Regions from separate parts of the Homo sapiens genome. Here region 2 is linked to region 1. A link is a loop called in an ENCODE intact Hi-C map of the cell type or tissue named here. Cell type or tissue: heart left ventricle. All regions are shown on one strand.

What was found. Peaks named below come from ENCODE experiments on the same cell type or tissue, not always from the same donor. Only the 100,000 strongest peaks of a DNase experiment are listed, where the experiment ranks them.
Region 2: a loop joins it to region 1, with 2.1 times the contacts of the local background. A loop is called at or near these places in 9 of 110 quality-filtered maps.

Annotation. Positions count from the first base shown.
Region 1 is chr5:120,051,854-120,059,853 of GRCh38, forward strand. No RefSeq gene overlaps it. Among named protein-coding and RNA genes, the nearest start is that of PRR16, 410 kb to the right of the region's middle. In heart left ventricle, a CTCF peak has its summit at 4,208; no DNase peak of the experiment used is centred here; H3K27ac peaks cover 4,537 bases.
Region 2 is chr5:120,130,195-120,138,194 of GRCh38, forward strand. No RefSeq gene overlaps it. Among named protein-coding and RNA genes, the nearest start is that of PRR16, 330 kb to the right of the region's middle. In heart left ventricle, no CTCF peak of the experiment used is centred here; no DNase peak of the experiment used is centred here.

The sequences.
Region 1 (8,000 bases):
ATATGAAATAAATTTCATGTACCTGATGCTTTTTTATAAATTTATTTTCAAACTCTTTGATTTCAATGTCATTTCAGAAGTCTTTTAATTTCATGCTATAATATTAATAAGAATGTCAGTTTCTTTCAGAAGTTGTCACCTAAGCCATATAAAAATCTTGGTTTCTGAAGCAGGAGAGCTTAAATTAATAGTAGTTTTGTTTGTTCAACCAGTCAATGAACATCTTTATAATCTCAGTGAAATATATCATCAGCCCCTCTTTCCTTAAGAGAACAAACCTGTTAGTAAAATACATTTGTAAAGGCATTATTTGTAGCATTACATCTTAATCTGACCCAAGGGTTATGTTAACAGCCTATTACATGTCATTTCCGTTCTTCATCTTTGCCAGTTCATTCTTACTAAATAATTTCTTTAAGTGGAAACTTCCTATGAAAGATTGTCATTTTGAGGTTATGGGAATTTGGAAATTCTCTATAACTGAACATCAAGTAGTCAGTTTGTCAAAACTTCCTATCTCTTATCTATCAATCATATGCTTTTGAATCAGTTTGAGATAAAGCTTTTTCTGGCTGTGATGACTTTCTGATTTATTAGAATCTGCATTGTATATCTTTTGTTAGTAACCATGTGACTTGATACGGGAACAGACTCGTTTTCAAAAACGTTGAAAAGATCTATTCTGGAGAATTGCATCTTATTTTTCACAGTGACAACCCTGAGATTGTGGGATTTGCCTTTGGTATACAAATAAAAATTTAACTTTAGGCACCCAATCCAACATGGCAGAAATACAAACATCTTCAGGGCTATGCTGACTGCTGCTACTCATCTTAAACTCATAGAATGAATTGAAGCCAACCATTATGTGAATGGCACTCAAGAGCTGTGGGGACTTGTGATAGAGCCCAGGTGATATTTTTTGTCTCTCTACGTAAAAATTAATAGAAATATTCCACTTATGATTCCTTTAATCAACAATGAATATTCTTTCCCCCTGTGCTATAAGAAAATGATTAAAATTTGAGGGAGCATGCCATTTAGAATCCTTTGTAGGGCAGAAATGAGACTCTCTTTCTTGGCACCATGAGATTACCTAAGCATCCCATACCCTCTTTAGAAATGACAAGGAAAAGAAAAGACAGTTTAAACCATTGGGGCTTTACATAAAAGAGTCTGGAAGAAACAGTTTTAACTGGAGAGGACTGCAAAATCTTGTTAAGCAAACTTCAATTCCATCCACCCATCCCGGGGGAAGAAGATTAGGTCAGTTACAAAAAATAAAGAGGCTACATTATTCCATCTTTCCTTCACATTTTCATAAATACATGTTCTTTTATCCTGTTAACACATTACAGAACATACAAACCCTTTCATTAGAGATATAGTTAGTTACCCACCAGGTGCAGGAAAACATTTTTGGGGGTTTTCTGCCAATGTCTATGAAGTGTTGGACACAAACAGTGTCCTGATCTCCAAAGTCTTGGAGTACATGGTGTACTTCAAACTGTAGGGTGCTGAATGTTCCGCTGCACATGTCTTTGTCCAAGATTTTATTTGCCATGTTCCTGGAACTTTCACATTTCTGTCAGACACTAGTTATTCATTTGTTTACTTTTTTGGCTGTCTTGAGAAACTAAATTATATTTATATTGACTATCTTCTTTACTTTTTTCTCCCTCCCTTCCTCCATGTCTCTCCCTTCCTTCTTTTTTTTCAACTTAAGTGTTGTCACTGTTTCTATCTTTCCACTGAAGAGAGCTATAAATATGCCTGGCTTTTTCAAAGAGCAAAATGCAGACTTACGTCTTCAGTGTAGTACAAACTTACCAGAGCAAATTTTAATCTAGATAGGGGTGTAAAGACATGAGAATGTTCAATTCTGTAAGAACGTTCAATGTTAGTAAAACAGTAGGTTCCCTAAAATACTTGAGATTTTTCAGATACAAGATGTTTGGCAAAATTTATAAAAGCTGATATTTCAAATTCTACAGAACTGAATTTCATCGTTATTTATTTGAAAGCAATATTATTCAAATTAAGACTATTATACATTTCCTATTCTATTTTATTTATAGATTTCAATCAGTAGGTCTTCGTACTGCCAAAATTAATCTCAGAGTAATATGAGAAAAATGAACATGTTCTTAGTCCAAGAATAATAAGGGTATTTTAAGCAACCGGAAGGCCATTTGGGACAAATGAAATATGAGCTTCTGTTCCTGGGTATTTTGTCAAAGGAATTAGGCTGAATACGGCAATAACCAGTTTCTCTTATCTTTGCTTAAAATCAGTACAAAATAACCTTCTGGTGAAGGATAACAACAAAGCAAGTTTTAGTTTTCCAAAACTTCCTTTATCTGCTTAGAACAAATTCTGTCATAATTTTAGCTTAAGTTCATATGGGCAACTAAACGTGTTAAAAAAATAACATTAAAATATTTATAAAATTTATCCACAGATTGTTAGTAATTAAATATTATAAGTATTAAAATACATTTGCAAGGGTGTTATTAGTTTTATGTATAATTTAGTATATTCCAGAAATACGTGTGACTGTTGAGCATTTGTTAATTTCAGAGACATCTATACGGTGCTAGTAGTTCTAGTTCTAGCAGTTCAGCCATTAGCTGATGTACAGTAGTGTCACTTATTATTTTATTCATCGTAGGACTAAAAGCAAATTTCCTAGCCATAGTTAGACAGATGAGGTTTTAAAATATCCTGATTCGTCTGGGCACAGTGACACATGCCTGTAATCCCAGCACTTTGGGAGGCCGAGGCGGGTGGATCATGTGAGGTCAGGAGAGTGAGACCAGCTTGGCCAACATGGTGAAACCCTGTCTCTACTAAAAATACAAAAATTAGCCAGGTGTCGTGGTGCACAACTGTAATTCCAGCTACTCGGGAGACTAAGGCAGGAGAATCATTTGAACCCGGGAGCAAAGGTTGCAGTGAGCGAAGATCGCACTACGGCACCCTAGCCGGGTGATAGAGTGCGACTTCCGTCTCAAAAAACAAACAAACAAACAAAAAATAGTAATAAAATAAAAGTAAAATAAAATATTCTGATTCCCAGGCTGCGTTCCAGACCAAAGAGATCAAACTGCTGAGTAGTACCCACCAGTAGGATAATGCCGTTTTATCAACTTAATCTAACTTTCAGAATTGTTGATTTGAATCTTCAGTTATAAATAGAACATTCTGATTAATACATAGAATTCCTTAATCACATAGAAATTTCTCATCACTTCTTCCTCTATAACCCACAAAATTAGTAAAATATACCTTATTGCCATTACTGGAAACTGTAAAATTATGTGTAAATTATTTAAAAACTGTATAGAACTGTGTAAGAACTGTGTAGAGAGTGTTAAAGGTTATGTCTTAGGCATAGTTCATTTTCATAAGCTTTCAATGCTGTGATACTACTTTTGGCATTTAGTAATTTCCAAAGATTATGAGAAATATCTGAGCCCAATGTTTGTGATCAAGATAATTTTCTTTAATAAACCAAGAAGTTTGAACCAAGAAAATTCTGTTAGTTTTAATGACTAAGACATTTAATTTTCTCAGACCTCTGTAAAATTTATCACATATAGTAAAAGAAGACTAATATCATCCAATACAATTACATGCATATCCACTATGGTATACTGGAAAATCAAACTGCCTGAAATTGGATAATAATCTGTTAGCAGATTAATACGTTATTTTTTGGTACAGAAAAATTGATAGCATTGATAGAAGAGAGGAGAGTATTTTCATTTTTCATGGTTCTTCAGGGACAACTGGTAACGGCTTAGTAGTTTCTTCAGCCATATTAGCTCAAACAGATAGTAACCACTAAAAGCCTCAGAATTTATATCAGCGTTATTTTTATAAAAACACAAATGTATATATACCCAGATATTTGCATTGTGTCCAGGCCTGGCTACATAATTTATGGGACCAGTACAAAATAAAAATGTGCATTACTTAGTTCAAATATTACTAAGCATTTCTTGATGGCAGAGTCAGAGCTTTAAACTAAGCATAAGGCCCATCTGCGCAGGTTCTTGTGAGACTGTACTGGTTACAAGCCCATGACGTGAACTGAGATCTTGGTTGTACCTTCTACTGTGCAAAGATCTGAGATGGCAAAATAAAAAGTAGAAGGATATGGGCTTCAAGTGCTTGCACATTAGTAAAGCTACCATGGCATCACTAGGGAGCAGTGTGCAGTCATATATACCTCTGAGATAAGCTCTACAGTACTATCTAAAATGACAGTAGAAATTTGGAGTTTGGAGAAATGAGTATGAGAAGTCACACACATCCTGAGAAATGACATTGGTTCTTTGCAAGAGGGTGAACTGTGGGGTCTTGTGCAAGTAACTTATCATGGACTATCCTTATTTATAAATCTTTGTAATTATTTTTGAGGCTGCTTAGGGCCTGCTGGCCATTAATTATATTCTCCAATACTGAGAAGTGAAAGTTCTGCCATGAAGCTCTGTATGATAGATATATACATTCAATTATAGTTGATATATTTATATTTCTGCATATTCTCATCAAATAGTATGGTTTGAATTATATAATATTTTGGTTTTAGGCTAAATTACAATAATACAGTAATATAAGAAACAGAAAATATTTTATCCTGTTAGTGGAGGTGATGGAAAAGTCTTATATCATATTTGAAAATTATACTGTGTTCCAAATTTCTGAATCAAATCCAGGGTATTTTTGAGCTGGCAATGTCAGTTAAATGGCTTGTTGAAAAATGATGACAGCTTAAGGTGTAGTTTGAGTTCTTTGTTGGCACCAGATACAGAAATTGCAGTTACTTTTTTGACAATTGTTAGTGCCACTTATTCTATTATTCTGTGTCCTGGTACCGTTGGTAGAAGGGAATGAAAACAATAAACAATTACCTTTAGAAACTGTGTGCACTGATTTTGCAGGGGTAGAGAATGTAGTTGTCGTATTTTCTGGAGGACAAAATCTCAAGGGCCTCTTCTGATGTTTTCCACAATTTTATAGGATAGTTTTAGTACTTTGCAGTCACTATCACAGTTTCATACTTAACTAGGAGGAAAAAAAATCTGCCATTAAGTAGTCTTGGATACAGAAATGATTTTCCAAATGTTGAATTTCTCTGGATGTAAGTGTCCAAAAACATTCTTCATAACAGAGTAAGAAGTAGTTCGGTGAAATTCTAATTTCCTTTATTTTTTAAAAAAGAGTTTTAAATAGAAAAATTAACATCTGCTTATCATTAAAGAATTAAGCAGAATAAAAGTGTTTATGATTAAATATAAGTATCATTCACCCCACTCTCCACTCCCCAAAGCATTTTATTTTCTATACACATATGCATGCATGGGCACACATACACACATTTTGATGTTGAATTGTTTTTCCTACGTTTTTTGAATTTTTAATAAAGATTTTAAACTGAAAATGAAGTATTTAGCTTCTAAAGACATATGCCACAATATTATCTCTGCTGGTTTATGAAAATTAGCACAACTAGTCCATCAAATATCAAACGCAGACTCTTACCTTCAGGGTATGTAAGAGGAGACTTGACTTTGACAGATGATGGGAGATAGTCTATATGATACAGAGTAGAGAGATTTAGGCCTAGTAAAGAATGATGCATCTTTTCTTTGTCCTCCTCCTGTGAGGAGGGAAAAAGCCTCTCTACCCAAGCCTACTCGTGTTATTTTGAGAAGACCTCTCACACTTACTGGGGGGAGTCTGCAAGAAGGGGAGATCAGTATCTCACTCCCCTGCTGGATGTTTCCTAGATAGGACCTGGTTCTGCCATGGGACCAGGCTTAAGTTTGATAAGAAAGTTTATATGGCAAATCACCATTTATCCCCTGAAGACAGGAAGGACACACACACGGACCCAAAAGCTTGATTCCTGCCTGGAGCATCCCAAAGGCAGATTAAGGAGAGAGAGAAGCTGTAAAACAAGGCCACACTACTGCCACTTGGTGTGGGAAGATATGTGACACTACAGGGGACCCTATAGAAGGTAACTTGGCTTGAAGTGTATCAGTGAACTTTTCCCCCAAAATCAGCTGGGCATGGTGATAAGAGGATTCTAGTAATGGGATGTTTGGGGACACATCAGTGGGGCAGCAAGTGAGAGTGTTTCACAAGAGGCAACTGGAGGAAGCAAGGCTCACGTCAGGGGTGATGTAATGGGAAGGTTTACTTAGAAGAACCGCAATTCATCCCAGTTTACTTCTAGCACTTGGCTACCTGCTATACTGACAGTTGGTATGGATAGATTGCATCAACTACATGAGATTTTAGCCTCTTTTCTTCCAATCCCACCTCTGACAGTGGAGGAGACCCTAAAGCAGCAGGGTGAGAGTGGAAGAGGAGGAGATCTGATAGAGCAAAGTAGAAGCAGAAAAGAGACTTACTCTTCTAAGCCCCATTGTATGTCTCTAAGCCATCACCCACACCTGGGGTGGGGGATGGGGAAATGTTGCAGTAGATGTGATTTGGAGGAGTTAGAATGGGATTGATTTTTTTTTAGTATCTGAAAATGAAAAGAGACTCACCCTTCCATCACCATTGCATGTCTCCCAAGCCATCACCCACGCCTGGGCTGGGGGATGGGGAAATGTTGCCGTAGACATAACTTGGAGGATTTAGAATGGGATTGATTTTTTTTAGTATCTGAAAATGAATCATAATTATTAAAAGAAAAGACTGTTCTCATGAGTTGAAAGTGACCCAAAAGCCATGGGCTCGTTCCTGTGATGGGAAAGTGCAGTGTAAAGTCAGGAACATAGAGCCAAAGCCAATTTTATCCAATGTTAAACTCTCAATAAGTAATTTATACGTAAGAAAATTGTGTATACTTTGTGAGCAAATGTGAACAAACTACTTGTGATGCTCTATAATTTTACCCCTTAATATATGGAATATATTGAATATAATTGGATATATAATATATATCATATATATAATTCCATATATATTGAATATATGGAATATAATATATGGAAGGAATGTGTTGGATATTCCTTAAAGGAGTATACTATATTAGTTAGGGTAATGCTAGCTGCTGCAACAGATAAACCTCAAAATCACAGGGGCTTAGCTGATTAAACGCTTATTCTTTGCTCATATGATCAGCAGCAGGCTTTTCTGCAAGTGGATATTCAAGGCTCTGGGCCTGGGCTTTTTCTTTTAGAAGCTTTACATCTTGAACATAACAGCATCCAAGCTAGCTATGTTTCTTTTCATTAAACAGGGGGAAAGAACACAGAAGTGGAATTTGAGAAGTTTTTGTGGGGTAGGCTCAGATGGCCACACACTATTTCTGTCCACATTCCACTGGCCTCTATACATCACCATACCTGCCTGCCAGGGCAACTTGGAAAATAGTCTACTTCTGTCACTACTATGAAAAATACAGTGCTTTTTTTTAACTACCTAAAACCTAATAAGCTAGTATATCTACATTGATCTTCATAATAGCTACAGAATATTCTCTTTTATGGCTACTCCATAATTTATGTGAGCTGATCTCTATTGATAGGCATATACATGTTTCTAGCATTTGTTTCTGACTTCAAACAATGATGCCAATAAAATCCTAATTTGGGCACATATATGTCATTCTTATGTAAGATTCATTCTTAGAAGTGAAATTGCTAGTTAAAAGGTTTATTAGTTCATTTTTACACTGCTGATAAAGACATTCCCAAGACTGGGCAGTTTACAAAAGAAAGAGGTTTATTGGACTTGTAGTTCCAGTGGCTGGGGAGGCCTCACAATATGGTAGAAGGCAAGGAGAGGAACAAGTCACATCTTTCATGGATGGCGACAGGCAAAGAGAGCTTGTGAAGGGAAACTCTCATTTTTAACACCATTAGATCTTGTGAGACTCATTCACTATCATGAGAACAGTGCAGGAAAGACCCGCCCCCATAATTCAATCACCCTCAACTGGTTTTCTCCCACAACACATGGGAATTGTGGGA
Region 2 (8,000 bases), 78 kb after region 1:
TAATCCTGAGTTCTAGTTTGATTGCACTGTGGTCTGAGAGACAGTTTGTTATAATTTCTGTTCTTTTGCATTTGCTGAGGAGTGCTTTACTTCCAACTATGTGGTCAATTTTGGAATAGGTGTGGTGTGGTGCTGACAAGAATGTATATTCTGTTGATTTGGGGTGGAGAGGTCTGTAGATGTCTATTAGGTCCGCTTGGTGCAGAGCTGAGTTCAATTCCTGGGTATCCTTGTTAACTTTGTGTCTCGTTGATCTGTCTAATGTTGACAGTGGGGTGTTAAAGTCTCCCATTATTATTGTGTGGGAGTCTAAGTCTCTTTGTAGGTCACTCAGGACTTGCTTTATGAATCTGGGTGGTCCTGTATTGGGTGCATATATATTTAGGATAGTTAGCTCTTCTTGTTGAATTGATCCCTTTACCATTATGTAATGGCCTTCTTTGTCTCTTTTGATCTTTGTTGGTTTAAAGTCTGTTTTATCGGAGACTAGGATTGCAACCCCTGCCTTTTTTTGTTTTCCATTTGCTTGGTAGATCTTCCTCCATCCCTTTATTTTGAGCCTATGTGTGTCTCTGCACATGAGATGGGTTTCCTGAATATAGCACACTGATGGGTCTTGACTCTTTATCCAATTTGCCATTCTGTGTCTTTTAATTGGAGCATTTAGTCCATTTACATTTAAAGTCAATATTGTTATGTGTGAATTTGATCCTGTCATTATGATGTTAGCTGGTTATTTTGCTCGTTAGTTGATGCAGTTTCTTCCTAGCCTTGATGGTCTTTACATTTTGGCATGTTTTTGGCGTGGCTGGTACCGGTTGTTCCTTTCCATGTTTAGTGCTTCCTTCAGGAGCTCTTTTAGGGTAGGCCTGGTGGTGACAAAATCTCTCAGCATTTGCTTGTCTGTAAAGTATTTTATTTCTCCTTCACTTATGAAGGTTAGTTTGGCTGGATATGAAATTCTGGGTTGAAAATTCTTTAAGAATGTTGAATGTTGGCCCCCACTCTCTTCTGGCTTGTAGAGTTTCTGCTGAGAGATCCACTGTTAGTGTGATGGGCTTCCCTTTGTGGGTAACTCGACTTTTCTCTCTGGCTGCCCTTAACATTTTTTCCTTCATTTCAACTTTGGTGAATCTGACAATTATGTTTCTTGGAGTTGCTTTTCTCGAGGAGTATCTTTGTGGCGTTCTCTGTATTTCCTGAATCTGAATGTTGGCCTGCCTTGCTAGATTGGGGAAGTTCTCCTGGATAATATCCTGCAGAGTGTTTTCCAACTTGGTTCCATTCTCCCCGTCACTTTCAGGTACACCAATCAGACGTAGATTTGGTCTTTTCACATAGTCCCATATTTCTTAGAGGCTTTGTTCATTTCTTTTTATTGTTTTTTCTCTAAGCTTCCCTTCTCACTTCATTTCATTCATTTCATCTTCCATCACTGATACCCTTTCTTCCCTTTGATCTCATCTGCTCCTGAGGCTTCTGCATTCTTCACGTAGTTCTCAGGCCTTGGCTGTCAGCTCCATCAGCTCCTTTAAGGCCTTCTCTGCATTGGTTATTCTAGTTATCCATTCATCTAATTTTTTTTCAAGTTTTCTAACTTCTTTGCCATTGGTATGAATTTCCTCCTGTAGCTCAGAGTAGTTTGATTGTCTGAAGCCTTCTTCTCTCAACTCGTCAAAGTCATTCTCCATGCAGCTTTGTTCCATTGCTGGTGAGGAGCTGCGTTCCTTTGGAGGAGGAGAGGCTCTCTGCTTTTTAGAGTTTCCAGTTTTTCTGCTCTGTTTTTTCCCCATCTTTGTGGTTTTATCTACTTTTGGTCTTTGATGATGGTGACGTACAGATGGGTTTTGTTGTGGATGTCCTTTATGTTTGTTAGTTTTCCTTCTAACAGACAGGACCCTCAGCTGCAGGTCTGTTGGAGTTTGCTAGAGGTCCACTCCAGACCCTTTTTGCCTGGGTGTCAGCAGCAGTGGCTGCAGAACAGCGGTGGCTGTAGAGCAGCGGATTTTGGTGACCTGCAAATGCTACTGCCTGATCGTTCCTCTGGAAGTTTTGTCTCAGAGGAGTACCCGGCCTTGAGAGGTGTCAGTCTGCCCCTACTGGGGGGTGCCTCCCAGTTAGGCTGCTGGGGAGTCAGGGACCCACTTGAGGCAGTCTTCCTGTTCTCATATCTCCAGCTGCGTGCTGGATAAACCACTACTCTCTTCAAAGCTGTCAGACAGGGACATTTAAGTCTGCAGAGGTTACTGCTGTCTTTTTATTTGTCTGTGCCCTGCCCCCAGATGTGGAGCCTACAGAGGCAGGCAGGCCTCCTTGAGCTGTGGTGAGCTCCACCCAGTTTGAGCTTCCTGGCTGCTTTGTTTACCTAATCAAGCCTGCGCAATGGCAGGCACCCCTCCCCCAGCCTCACTGCTGCCTTGCAATTTGATTTCAGACTGCTGTGCTAGCAATCAGTGAGACTCTGTGGGCGTAGGACCCTCCAAGCCATGTGTGGGATATAATCTCCTGGAGCGCCATTTTTTAAGCCCGTCGGAAAAGCGCAGTATTAGGCTGGGAGTGTCTGGATTTTCTAGGTGCCATCTGTCATCCCTTTCTTTGACTAGGAAAGGGAACTCCCTGACCCCTTGAGCTTCCCAAGTGAGGCAGTTCTTCACCCTGCTTCTTCTTGCGCACAGTGCGCTGCACCCACTGTCCTGCACCCACTGTCTGGCACTCCCTAGTGAGATGAACCCGGTACCTCACATGGAAATGCAGAAATCACCCGTCTTCTGCGTTGCTCATGCTGGGAGTTGTAGACTGGAGCTCTTCCTATTCAGCCATCGTGGCTCCACCCCTCAATGATCTAAGTTACTTTCTTAAAGTGACACAAACACAAATATTGAAGGTGTTTCAACTCTAAATTTTTGTTTTAGCATCATGCCATTTTAATACGAGACATTATATAACTATTTTGTAAAAATGGAATGAGATATAGAGGATTAATTTAGGGTAGCATTAATAAGGTATTTTATACCATCAGGTCACATTATTTTTCAGTTATTGGACTGATATAATTAGCCATCTATTTGAATAAAGAGAAACTTTGTCCGTATTTTATATTCTCAAAAATATTAAATAAATTTTTTAAAGTTGAAACAAAACAGAATCTATAAATATTATTGTATGGAAAGCCTTTCTACCTGTAACATAAACCTCAGAAACCATAAAGAATAAGATTGACAGAGTTGATCTTATAAATATTTTTAAATTTATATGGTTAAAGACACCATTAACAAAGTTAGAAGGGAAAATTAAAAATATTTAAAACCTAACTGAAAAGAAAAAGGCTTAATACTCTCACTATATAAAAAAGATACAGTAAAACAAAATATGCAAGAAAACCAGCAGCCTAGAAAATAAAATAGGCAAAATGTAATGAACCAACAATTTAGAGAAGAAATGTAATGACTAATAACCATGATAAAAATAAACATTTAAAATGCAAATTTAAACAATAGTTTTTTTTTTATATTTGTCAAATGTGCAAAAAATATTTATTCATTATTAGCATCAGCTTTTGGGAGTAGTTGATTTATAAAATTGAATGCTTTACACATGTGAAATATAGTGATATATATGAGTATGTGCTTACTTGTAAAGATAGTTTGTGATATATGCTTTATTTGTAACAAAGCAATATGTACAATTTCATTGTTTTGATAGAAAACTAACCAGAAATAAATGTGTACATATGTTTATCTTTATGATTAAATACAAAATATACTTATATGGAAATAAGCATATATAAATATGTACAAAAATATATAAGCATATGTATTTTAAGCTTGTAAATAAGATTTTTATACACATATGTATTTTGTGTGTGTGTGTGTGTGTGTGTATATATATATATATAAAATAAGCATATTGGTGCCTTTAAGTGTTATGTTGGAGAAAGAAGGAGGAAACACATTTTTCTTATTGTTATATACATTTAAAACTTTACCACAAAGTGATTTTTCAGTAACTTTTTTGTTGCCCTTTTTAGTGTAGTAAGCATCTCTTTTATAATCACAAATAATAGTAGGTTGGTGCAAAAGTAATTGTACCAACTTAAATATAGTGGTTTCAAATGTTTTGTAAATTGTGAAATTATATTCCTATTATTAATTTCAGTAATTATATCCCTATTCCATATTGTATATTACTCAGAGTTTATTAAAAATCCCCTTACAAGGTTATTATAATAATGAATGCTCATGATAATGGAAAAAATAAAAAGAAATAACCACACTAGAACATCAATACAATTCCTCAATCATAGTATATATATTTTAAAAGATAAAAATAGAGATGTCACATAAAATAATGTGTCCAAAATAATGTTAAAACATATAAACATAATCTTTAACATAGCAAGTATCCACAGCTTCAGTGTTAATCTCTTTATGTATATATAAATTTATATTAGTCACTGATAGGAACTAGAATAATTGCACACATGCAGAAAAAGCTCATGAAGGTAATATCCCAAACAGAATAGTGATTCTTTGTGGAGAGGAAGAGGGACTGGAATAAGTGGTCAAGGGCTTACTTGTCTTAACTATGATTGTGTTTAATAATAAAAGTGATTGCGAAAATTTTAACAGTTTAAAGAGGGAGATAGAAATATTTTATATTTGATTCTGGTAGTGTTCATATGACTGTTTTTGTCAGAGCTCATAGCACTATACACTAAAAAGGGTGAATTTTACTGTGCTTAAATTATAAAACAACTTTAAATAGAAACTGGAAGAATATACAGAATATTGTAAATATATGGTATTTTAAATCATAGGGCTTTAACTGTAAAATTGTTATAAAAACCCTTAAAATCTATTTTCCAAAACATATCCTTTTATCTCATTAAAATAGACCAGATGGCACAAAAACTTAGGGATGTTTATTTATTGAAGGTTCTTTGCCTCAGCATGAGGTAATCTCACATTCAGTCCTATGTGCAATTTATGAGAACTGAATTTCATGAGAATAAAAACATGTTGAGTAATTAACAGATTATAATATTTCAGTTATTGGCTTCTATTTCTATGTAGTCCAACCTACTGTATAAAATAGGGTGCTCATTTTCTTCTACTTTTTTCCCTGGATAGCATAGGCATGGACCTTTAAATTCCCAATCAAGTTTACTTAATATTTTCCCTATACAATAGCTGTAGATGTTGCAGACAAAGACAGGGTGAGCTTCTCAGTTGCTTTGCGAAGAGAAATAAATTGTGATTAGTAAGGTACATAATAAATACATCTTAAAATTTAATATTAGAAGTAATATATTCTTAGCAGATACTCTCATTTTTTTCTTTTTAAATTATACTTTAAGTTCTGGGGTACGTGTGCAGAACGCGCAGGTTTCTTCCATAGGTATACACATGCCGTGATGGTTTGTTGCACCCATCAACCCGTCATCTACCTTAGGTATTTCTCCTAATGCTATCCCTTCCCTAGCCCCCCCACACCCCGACAGACCCTGTTGTGTGATGTTCCCCTCCCTGTCTCCATGTGTTCTCATTGTTCAACTCCCACTTATGAGTGAGAACATGCGGTGTTTGGTTTTCCATTCTGGTGTTAGTTTGCTGAGAATGATGCTTAGTCAAGTATCCTTTGTCCATACGAGAGATCACCAATGGCTCTAGTGGACTGTTGCCCTATAAACTAACTGCATGTGCTTCCTATCTCAAGAAACTGAGTCTGTCAGCCTGGGTTCTTTGGCCAGATTGTTTTTCCAGCACAGGAAGGTGGCCAGAAATGCTGATGAATTAACTTACAAAGTGACCTTCAAAAAATGAAGGACAGGAGTTTGTAGATGAATACTGTAGGTATCTAACCTCTTAAGAGGCAATTCTGAGCTTTGTTTAAGTACATAGTCACTTGAATGATTCCCAAAAGGATTGGCCACAGTTGTCCATCAACTAACTGCTCACTAATGTTTTATATATCCTGTATTATATGTTCTTCCTTTTCTGTTTCATTATCCTCCCTCACCATGCTTCCTGGGATCACTCACCACCCAAACAAAAACAAAAACAAAATTCATTCAGATCCTGTCTCAGGATTTGGTTTTGGGTGAATGTAAACCAAGACAGTGTACATAGAGATTTCCCAGATGCCCTTTATACATAAGAAAGACTTAGATCATAGCAGGGTGATGTTGGATAAAGAGATGCAGAAGCTGGTATTTAGAAGTCAGACCAGCTTGAGTTGAAATGGTACAGTCAAAGGGATGTGGGTGGGAGACCAACTGTGTCTGCAACCAGGAGTGAGAGAAATTATAGCTGAATGATAATAATGAGTGCAAGGCCATGTAGCAATATTGCAATTAAATTGTAGCTGGATCATAGTAACCATTTCTGCTTTAAATAAATTAGAGGTTAAAGCATCTCTCATTGTCAGTCATGTAGCTACACATTTACAACTGACTACTTTATAATTTTCTTCTATTTTTATCACCTGCATTAATGTATTTCTTAGACACTGGTTTCTTTTCCTTGAAATAGATTCCAAACTAGATGAATTGTTTTTCTACTCAGTTTCTGGACCCAAAATAAAAAAGGAATCATAGACTCTTAGAATGGTCAAGGACTTTAGAGGTCAACTATTTCAATACCTATGCATAAATATTCATACAATATGTATAGAAATTTCATTATACCATAACCTGAGATTTGAGACTAGAATATTTGAATCTCCTTTAAAAAAACTATGTTATCAATTTCCTCTGTACTTTTTGTTTCTGTTCCTGATTTTTAAAGCATGTCTAGTATATTCTGGGATATTAATCAAGAGACATAAAAAATGTGCATTAATATATTATGCATGTCTGCCAAGAACATTCAAAGAACTATACATGTACATATAAGTGATATTACTGTCAATTCATAATGAGAATTATTAATTAGACTGTAATTGTAGCTTGCCATTTCTAATCCCTTTATCTGATTGGTTGAGAATGAAGCAGGTTAGTAGAAATGTCATATTTCTTTTAAATCAAATTCAGTATGCTTTGGACATCCATCCCACCTGTCTGCTAGAAAATTCAATTTTAGTCATTGTTACGGCCTCCTTACATAGCTTTAACGCACCAAGCAGGCCCTTTATTCTGTTCTCTCTTATTTATGCTAGTAACTAACAGGACACTCAAAGACCAAGCTTAAAGAAGCCTTGATTTCATACACTTATTTTTTTCTTTCATATACTTGGTGCCTTAGAATATGTGGTGACCAAGAATTCAGATGCTTAGCATACAACTCTCTGTTTTCCTAAAACATCGTGCTAGAAGTCAGAGACATCACATCTGATCACTTCAAATCTGTGCATCACAGATCTCCTGCCTTCTGTCTCCCTAGGTGCTACATGGGAGTGGACTCAGGGTCTTTGCTGCTTCAGTCTCTCCCAGGCTCAGTCTTAGAGTATGCTTGTTTTCACTCATTGTTCTTCTGCCTATCCTTTCTCCAATTGGTAAAATCCCCTCCTGGGTTTCTAAAGAGAAAACGTGGCAGTTACCAGCTTTACCATATACTCAGAGTTGTGTGGTGGTCACACTATGACTATGGTCACACTATGACCACCATTGTCATAGTGTGCCTCCTGATGCAATGCCAAGAATGCGTGGGCTGAGTCTGGTCATGTGGAAACATCAGACAGACATATGTTGAGGGTCATATGTATGAGGGTCTATGAGAGCATGCAGGGCCTATACTCTTTAAGACTGTCCAAGGACAGGAGAAGTAGGAGAGGGCTAACAAGCTTGAAGGAGTCTGATGAGACATGACAGCTATATGCAGTGTATATTCTTGGATGGTTTACTGGACCAAAAAGGTCAAAATGATATTGTTAGGGAACTTGGCAAAGTTTGAGTGGATAGTAGTGAGCTGGATAGTAGTGTTATGCTAATTTACTAAAGGGGAAGGATATATGTTGATATAGTATAGGGGTGTCCTTGCTTTTAGACTACACACTGGAGTATT